Regions from separate parts of the Mus musculus genome. Here region 1 is linked to region 2. A link is a loop called in an ENCODE intact Hi-C map of the cell type or tissue named here. Cell type or tissue: heart. All regions are shown on one strand.

Region 1 (4,000 bases), 64 kb after region 2:
TACGCACTGGATGATGCTCTTGACGGATGAATTAACTGTTTGCAATAACGTTGGAACCAAAAAAAAAAACCTCAGAGGCACCAATCAGACATGCAGGTCTCAGGCTGGTCACTCACGCACACAGACATACGTATCACAGACGCAAACCATACATAGGCTACAGAAATGCCAGGGGCTCAAACAAAGCATGCAGGAAAGCACAATTTGGTTGTTAGATGAGGTTGAGTCTTTAGTCTTGCATCCTCCCAGGGAAGGTTCTTCTAAGTGTGTCAGTAACAGTTCTGGGCTCCTGGAGCCTCCCTTCCTCCATGGGGGGTGGGGTGGGGGTGGGGCTCTCAGATGCTCTTTCTTCACCCTGCTGATGGATTTGGCAGAGGACAAGCTGAAGCAGCTGAGTCAGCACAAATCAGCATCCCCTGGAGAAATCAATGCACTCCTGATGGATAGGGTTAGCTGAGTTGCTGGGTGGTGCAGGGGCTGTCAATCGCCCCACCAAAGGCTCACTGAGTTATCCACTTCTGCAACAGTCCAGCTGCTACCTTGCTTTTTCAAAAGCCACATCCTACCATTTACTCTTTCTAGAATATCCATGTCTGGTGGTCACCTGGTGAACATGATCTGCAGGAACATGGTCCAGCCTCTGGGCACCATGTCTGTCCATGTGTGTGAAGCTTTCATATGTGATGGCTCTGCTCAGCTTACAAAGATCACACTTTCAGGTAGTCCTTCTCTCCTTTTAGTCTATTATTCACTGTTATCTGCAATTAAAATGCCTTAGCTTCTTCTCTTCATGCACCCAGGTGAGTGTTCCAGTCAGAGGCCCCTGCACCTGCTGTTCACTGGCCCTCCAGCTCCCCAGTGCTCAATGACCATCTGCTGGTGAACAGTTCTCCTGAGGGTTGAGGAATACCTAGGCCCCTCACAGATGGACTCATGGTTTCTACAGCTGATAGACCTCTGTATTAGTCCCATGAAGCAATGTCACCATGAGCCTCAAAGCCATTTTGAGAAAGGGAAAAAGCCATTAGGCTCAAAGGAAACAAGACTTGCCTTCCAATGCACATTCCTATGCTTGGGGTACAGAGGTCCCAGCCTGTGTTGATTAAGGTCAGCGTGAGGGCTGACCCAGTCACCCTCTGCCAACTGGTTGGCTCAGTTATGTTTGTCCAACAGGAAGACTGAATAAAGACGTGATTCCAGGAGATGACAAGAAGAGGTGCGTCTTGGGGGGGGGGGGGTGTCAATGGGTTTGAGGACCAAAGAGCAGTTTCTCTCTCACTGAGGCCAGCCCCAGGCAGAACTCTGAGAGCTGACTGAGCAAGGACATGGGAGGCTACACCAGTGTTAAAGACCGGCACATCCACCAACTAGTAAAACTGCATCTTTACAGCTCCCAGGTCAGAAGGCATCTCTTTCCTTGGAGTTTGCCTCAGCACACCCCACCCCCACCCCCACTGAGTTTGCTGGCTAAGGGATCCTAGAAACACAGGTATCCTGCCTAGGCTCTCTCTGCACACCTCTGGAGAGGTTTACCGTCATCGTGCTGTTAATTATTCAAATGCCTCTTTGCATGGCTGCTTTCATTGCAAGTGCAGCTCCAAGCAGCACTTGTGTTTAACGATGTTCAGATCCGATGCGGGAAATGGCGAGGCGCTTCATTTAAATCCTATTTACTCCAGTGGCTGCAGCCAGATCCCACGAGCCATTCATCAAATGGTCTTGAGCCCAAGTCCCTTCCTCCCTCCTGGGCTAAATTTAGATCTTTAATAAGTTGTGGGGCACGAGCCTTTTCCCGGCAGAGGGCTGGCTACTGATCCAGGGACAGGCACATGAAACTCACAAAGCTGTCCAGGCATCGATGCCCATGAACTGCTGGGCCCATTCCAAACACGCAGGGACACAGATAAAAGCTCTGAGGGACCTGTTCTTCCTACCTTAGGGTTCTAAGAATGCTATGCCAGAACCCAGGTTTTAGACCCATGCTCTCATGAGAAAAACAAAAACAACACACACACACACACACACACACACACACACACACACACACACACACACAAATGGCTCTTGTGTAAGGGAGGCTGCATCCACATCCCCAAGGAAACCTTGTTTAAAGGCAGACAGCAGGGCCCCACCCTGTGGCTTCTGAGGAGACAAGTTTCAGACCTGAGACTGAGTTTTTAACAAGTTCCCTGGGGTTGTGGGTGTTGTGAGTGTAGGGGCCTTAACTGTTCCAGAGACTCCTCAGGGTGATGCCATAGCTGTCCATCAGTAGACTACAGATAGTCATTCCTTATGCTCAAACTGTCCGCAGCTCTGTCCAGTCTCACAGCCTGTCTCAGCAATGAGGTATGCACCCTGTCCCTTAGCCACATGAAGACCAAGGATCAAAGAAGGCCAATCCCTCCTCCAAAGTATAACTACTAGCTGACCCAGCTTGCAGAGCAGCTTCAAAGTGTATCTGGCTGCAGGGCTGGGGTGCACTACTTGTTTCAGGGTAAGGCAGACCACAGGCTACAAGCACCCTGGCCTCCCAGCCTAGCCTCACCTCCCAGACTAGCTTCACCTCCTTTAAATCCTATACTAGTCCCTGACCAGGTGCCCAAGGTCATTGGTGGGAGGCCACAGAAACAAAAGCACCTTGCATTTGCACATGTCCATTATCACTAATTCTCTTGAGCAACCCTAGGTCTGAGCCCTTCACAGCACTACAAAGGGGACAGAGAGTCTGTGGTAAATGCCCCTGTGAGCTGCTCCTCCATTAGTGAAGAATTCTGTCTGTGGGGATGAAGGGCTCATTCCAGGTGCTCAGATGGCCCTCTAACAGGGCTGTCAAGGTCACAATCCTTTGACTCCTGTTATGGCCTGAAGCTCACCAGGGGCTTTAGCTGGGAGACCCTTAGGGAGCATCCTGCCACCTTAAGGAGGAGTCTCTTGCTAGGTGCTGTGTGCCAGTTTGAAACAGCACCCACAGTGGCCTATATAAATCACCTTGTTCACAGTCAATTTCCCAGGCTGATGAAGCCAGCCTCTGCGGATTGCTCATCCTGTCCTAGCTCCCGGCATAAGCAGCAGACACTTTCCAAAGCACTCACTACCGTAAAGTCGAATGACTTCATCTGACACAGAGGAAGCAAGGAGAACACGCCAGAGCTACTTATCCTTATTCTGACAGGAAAGCAGGAGGAGCCAACAAACACATCTTCTCTCTCCGAGGCCAACAGGGTGAGACGTCTGCTCCCTGAGAAACTGTCCCCAGCACTTTTTGCTACTCCAGCCACTGCGGCCGAAGGCTGCCCAGTCACCGGCCTTCCCAGCTGTTTCCCCTCCGACTCTTGGGCTATTCAAACAGCCTCAAAGATTGTGGTTCATTGTTAATTCATAATCAAGTGATGCAACCAACAGGGTGGGCATTGCCTACTTAAGCAAATGAGCTATGGAAAGCTGCCTCCTGACACAAAAGGCCACATGCTGAGGATGCCTTGTCTATTCATCTGCATCTGTACAGGGCCACCTTACCCACAGGCAAGCCTGTCAAGATTCCTTCCAGTGGATGCCTGAGGCAGCAGGCTTTCTTCTACACACATGGCTACAACACAGTTCAACTATAAGTCAAATGCAGTTAGAGATGAACAACCAATAGCAAACCGAAACAATGTAACAACATATAGCAGTACATCTGGTAACTGTGGCTGCTCTCTGTTAGTATCCCGATACTCTAGTCATTCTTCGCCTTGTCATAGTGGGAGACGATCAAGGCTTACCTGATAAGATGAAGGAGGGGAATGACATGGGTTGTGTACCAAGAGGCTGTTGTTAGCCAATGGAGAGTGATCACTTGCTTATGTATATCTGGGTCACAGGGTCACTGGGTCACTGGGTCACTGGGGCAGTGACACTAACACAGTGTAGACACACAGGCCAGAGAGGTGATTTATACGCAAGGTGGGATAGGGCAAGACTACACAATGCTTCCTCTTGGATCAGAGACATTCGCAGCCAG
Region 2 (4,000 bases):
AGCCTGGGAAGCAATGAAACCCATCGCCAAGGCTCCTGGGAAGGAGGTCAATTTGTCTTAGGATTGCCTGTCAGTCATAGCTATTGGGATTCCCCTACCTCACTCCCCTTGTCTTCCATCTGTTCACACAGAAGGACTGAGGGGTGGGACTGCTGAGGAGAAGCCCTTGGGTTCAGGTCCTCCTGCCTTCCTCTTGTCTCTGGGGACATTTCTATACCATGTACATGGATTCTGCTATGTTTTCCAGTGTGCTGGAGTTTATTAGAATGAATCATATCATCTCCTTGTTGGTAAGTTCCACGTTAACACAAGCTGAAGTGAGAAGGAGATTTTCAGGATGGCCTTACTTTCCTGTCTCTGGTGTCTGTGGTGACAGGTTTGGAAGCCAGTTTGTTCATCCACCACCACCTTCCCCCTCTTCAGCCATTGGAAGAATCCCAGCTACTACTTATCAGAGTCTGGGGTAGAGTAGATGAGCCCGGGCTGCACCAGTGGAAACAGGTCTTTTTTAGACTTGACTTGTATGAAGCTCCAAGTCAGCATTAGCTCTCACCTTGACACATCCTAGAGTCGTCTGAAGGAGTCTTGAGCAATTACCCAGATTAGCCCATGACCGTGTCTGTGAGAGAGTGTCTTCATGATGACTGATGTAGGCGATCCTAGCCCACTATGAGTGGTGACATCCCTAGGCTTGGGGTCCTAGGCTATGTAAACAGCTAGCTGAGAGCAGGCCAGAGAGTGAGCCATGACTCCTGACCCAACTTCCTCTCAGTGATAGCCTGTGACCTAGAAGTGTAAATCAAATGAAACCCTTTTCCCTCAACTTTGCTTTAGGTTAGAGTGTTTTATTCCAGCAAGGACATGAATCTAGACCAGAGGACCCAGCAGGCGGGCCTCTCTTAGGAATTATGTGGAGTTGAGAGAGTGCATTCAGTGCTGTTTTGAGACAGCTTTGCCTCCAATCTCAACCTCTTTTGGCCCAGGAATCTTTGATTCTCCCTCATGCAGCTGTTGCAGAGATGTCTACACTTTTCTTCCCTCTAGCTCCCTGATATCTCTGAGTTCCTCCTGGCTCTCTCAAGCTTGGGTGTTTCTGCCAAAGGCTTTTGTAATAATAGAAAATATTTTGTAATAATAGAAAAATATTTTTAATCATCAAATTTGAACTGAGATTTTTTTCTTTTTGAAATCAGGGAAAGGGGGAGCTAGGAGGCAGCCACTGTAACCAGCAAATGAAACCCCAGCAGCTAAGTAATGGAAGGGTGTTAGTGGCTGCTGCAGGTAGCAGCTTCTGCAGCATGCAGGACTGAGGATCTAGGCATGGAAGAAGAAAACTAAACCCTCAGACAGGGCAATTAAACCAGATAGTCACACAGACTGAACATAGAAGCCTTATACCACAGCAAGCTTTTCTCTGAGTCTAAATATAGGCACAGCTGTCAGAAGGCAAAAGTCCGTTTGTTTAGTTAAGATAGTGCGTTTGGAAAGAGCTTTATTAGTGAGTGGATTCCTGGGTTGTAAAGACAGCTGGGTGGGGATCCTTGTCAGAGATGGCGCTTTCTGACATAGAGGTATTGGTAGGCATGGGCTGCTTGGCCAGTCTGTCCTGTCTGCTTTCTGTTACCCTGGCTTTGTGAACATGTATGCAACATCTTCAGTCCCTTCCTCCATCCCCTCAGTAGGTCATCTTTTTTTCCAGGAAGCTCTACCCTCAGCTTTTGTCCATCTGACAGCCCCAACTCTCTGGAGTTCCTGGGGATTAAGTGTCTGCTTGTTGATTTGTTCTCTGTGTGTGTGTGTGTGTGTGTGTGTGTGTGTGTGTGTGTGTGCTTCTTTTTTCCTTGCATGTATCTGAAGCTGACATTTAAGACAGAGTCTAAGATGGGATAACTTGGCCTCTCCCCCTGAGGAGTCAAGGGTCTTGCTTCCTAGAGCTGGGTTCTTGTCTGTATGACAGGGTCCTCCTCCTAGGGGCACAGAGGGAGCTGTCCAGGGTGCTGACCCATTCTGCTTCCTGCTGGTCACTTCCAAACTGGCAGGGTTTTTCAGCCTGAGATTCTTGTTGGCTAAAGCCTTCTGGCCAATTTCAGAATAAAACTACAAGCATTCTTACTTAGAACTGGGCACTTGTGCCAGGCAGCTAATGAGATTTATCAGTTCTTCCTTGTCTCTGACCCCACTTGTCTCTGCTCGGTGATAACAAGCCTGGTCATGTCAGCGAAACAGCACGGGGCCAGCCCAGCAGAGGACGCCTGTGGTACAGCTGGGGCCTGCCAAGTTGGCAATATCTCTTTGGACATTGCACAGCTATCTATCTATGGACTCCTGGAGGCAAGAGAGAAAGTCATGGGATCTGGAGCAGATACTAGATATTACTTGGGGCAGGTGCCTTATACAGCAGCTGGACGTAGAAGTAGCATGGGAGGCAACAGAGGTTGTGGGGCGGGCAGGGGTGTCAACACTGCCTCTTACCCTGGGTGGAGTACCTCTGCGGTGAGGGCTGATGTGGTGCTGTCCTGTCCTAGATCAGTAGCTCTGGCAGAAATGAGAGAATTGCCCGTGTGCTGCAATAGGGGTGTGTGTGTGTGTGTGTGTGTGTGTGTGTCTGTGTCTGTGTCTGTGTCTGTGTGTCTCTGTGTCTGTGTGTGTGTCTGTGTGTATGCGAGCAGTGAGCATAAGGCTTGTGGTCTGACTACCAAAATAACGAAACTACTAATAGGTTGATCCATACTTTGGGACAATCCAGTTTGTAGGTGAACAATGGGCAGTATGGCAAACAGATAGGGGCTGAGAGATGAGCTTCAGGAACCAAAAGGAAATTCCAGCTGGCTTTAGGATTTTTGGTAGCATCAGTATGTTGAAGGTATTTTAAGTAGCGAGACTGGGTGTAGTGATAGGATGAAAAAATATGGATATGAATAAGGTCAAAATATAGATTCTAAAAGCAAGAATAGATGTTTATTGTCTCGGCCAATTACACAATATTAATATTAAATGCCAAAATACCAGACAGCACATAAATAGATAGTCCTTTGTTTACACAAAAGGCACCAATATATACTGAGCCTTTATCTAAAAAGCCCACTTCTAAGATTATGTACTAGGTGACTGTGGAACCAGCCTTCCCCTGTCCTTGCTTCTCACCAGGAATACGCAGAGGAAACCCAGGAGTCAGGACATGAGGCTTAGAAAGGCAAAGAAAGGAGCCTGGGCCACTGAAGCAATGCTGCCTTCTGGTGTCCCAAATATACGAGGAGGGGTGAGTTATACTAGGACCAAATCATATGACTATGGAGTGGAATACAGACTTGACTTACAATAAAGTGTGGGGCTGGCAGGAAGTACTCTGTGGTCACCCTGACTGTCTCCTCTGAGACATTGTGGGAGAAGGCTTCAGAAATGAAATCAGACATCATTGTCACCCCAAAGAAGAGATGACTGCTATTGAGGTCCGGATGCTGTTTAAGAGTAGTTGGGTCAGGCTGGGGGAGGAAGAGGATCCAAGTTAGGGATTCTGTAGGAAATTCTTTCACGTAACCAGTTCCACACTCCTCCCCCCCCCCCCAGTTCATCTGCTTTAGGAGTTAATTGTTTCTAATTCTTTAGAACTGGGTGCTGTGTAATGAATATACACATGGGAATTTGGGCTTTGACGTCTTTAATTTGGATTGCAAGATCTCCCAACTTTGCCTCCTAGAACCCCAGACTGAATCTACCCAGGGGCACTGAGTGTGGCTTCTGATATGTAATGGAGAAATCAGTGAAGTTGCTGCAACCATTGACTTGTTGACCACTACAGACAAAATTTGTGGCCAGCCCTTGCACAGGGAAATGCCTAAGACCCCCTCCTCTCCTCCCAGGCTGCCTCATTTGGATGTTTCCTTGTATCCTCCACCCAGCCTCTCTTCATGGCCCTCCCAGACCAACCTTCTCAGAAGCACCTATTCTCCTGTCCCTAAGTCAGAAGTCAGCTTCTGACGGAGAGCCCATGAGCTACCCC

The links. Peaks named below come from ENCODE experiments on the same cell type or tissue, not always from the same donor. Only the 100,000 strongest peaks of a DNase experiment are listed, where the experiment ranks them.
Region 1: a loop joins it to region 2, with 1.9 times the contacts of the local background. A loop is called at or near these places in 1 of 42 quality-filtered maps.

What each region holds. Positions count from the first base shown.
Region 1 is chr1:192,519,508-192,523,507 of GRCm38, forward strand. The region is part of intron 11 of Hhat (hedgehog acyltransferase); the gene reads right to left. Gm31011 (a long non-coding RNA gene) reads left to right here. Exons shown (of 2, transcript XR_373898.3): 2 at 583-1,202. Among named protein-coding and RNA genes, the nearest start is that of Gm31011, 5.4 kb to the left of the region's middle. In heart, no CTCF peak of the experiment used is centred here; a DNase peak (open chromatin) is centred at 1,774; H3K27ac peaks cover 611 bases.
Region 2 is chr1:192,455,737-192,459,736 of GRCm38, forward strand. All of the region lies in intron 10 of Kcnh1 (potassium voltage-gated channel, subfamily H (eag-related), member 1), which reads left to right. Among named protein-coding and RNA genes, the nearest start is that of Gm31011, 58 kb to the right of the region's middle. In heart, a CTCF peak has its summit at 2,252 (motif pointing right); no DNase peak of the experiment used is centred here.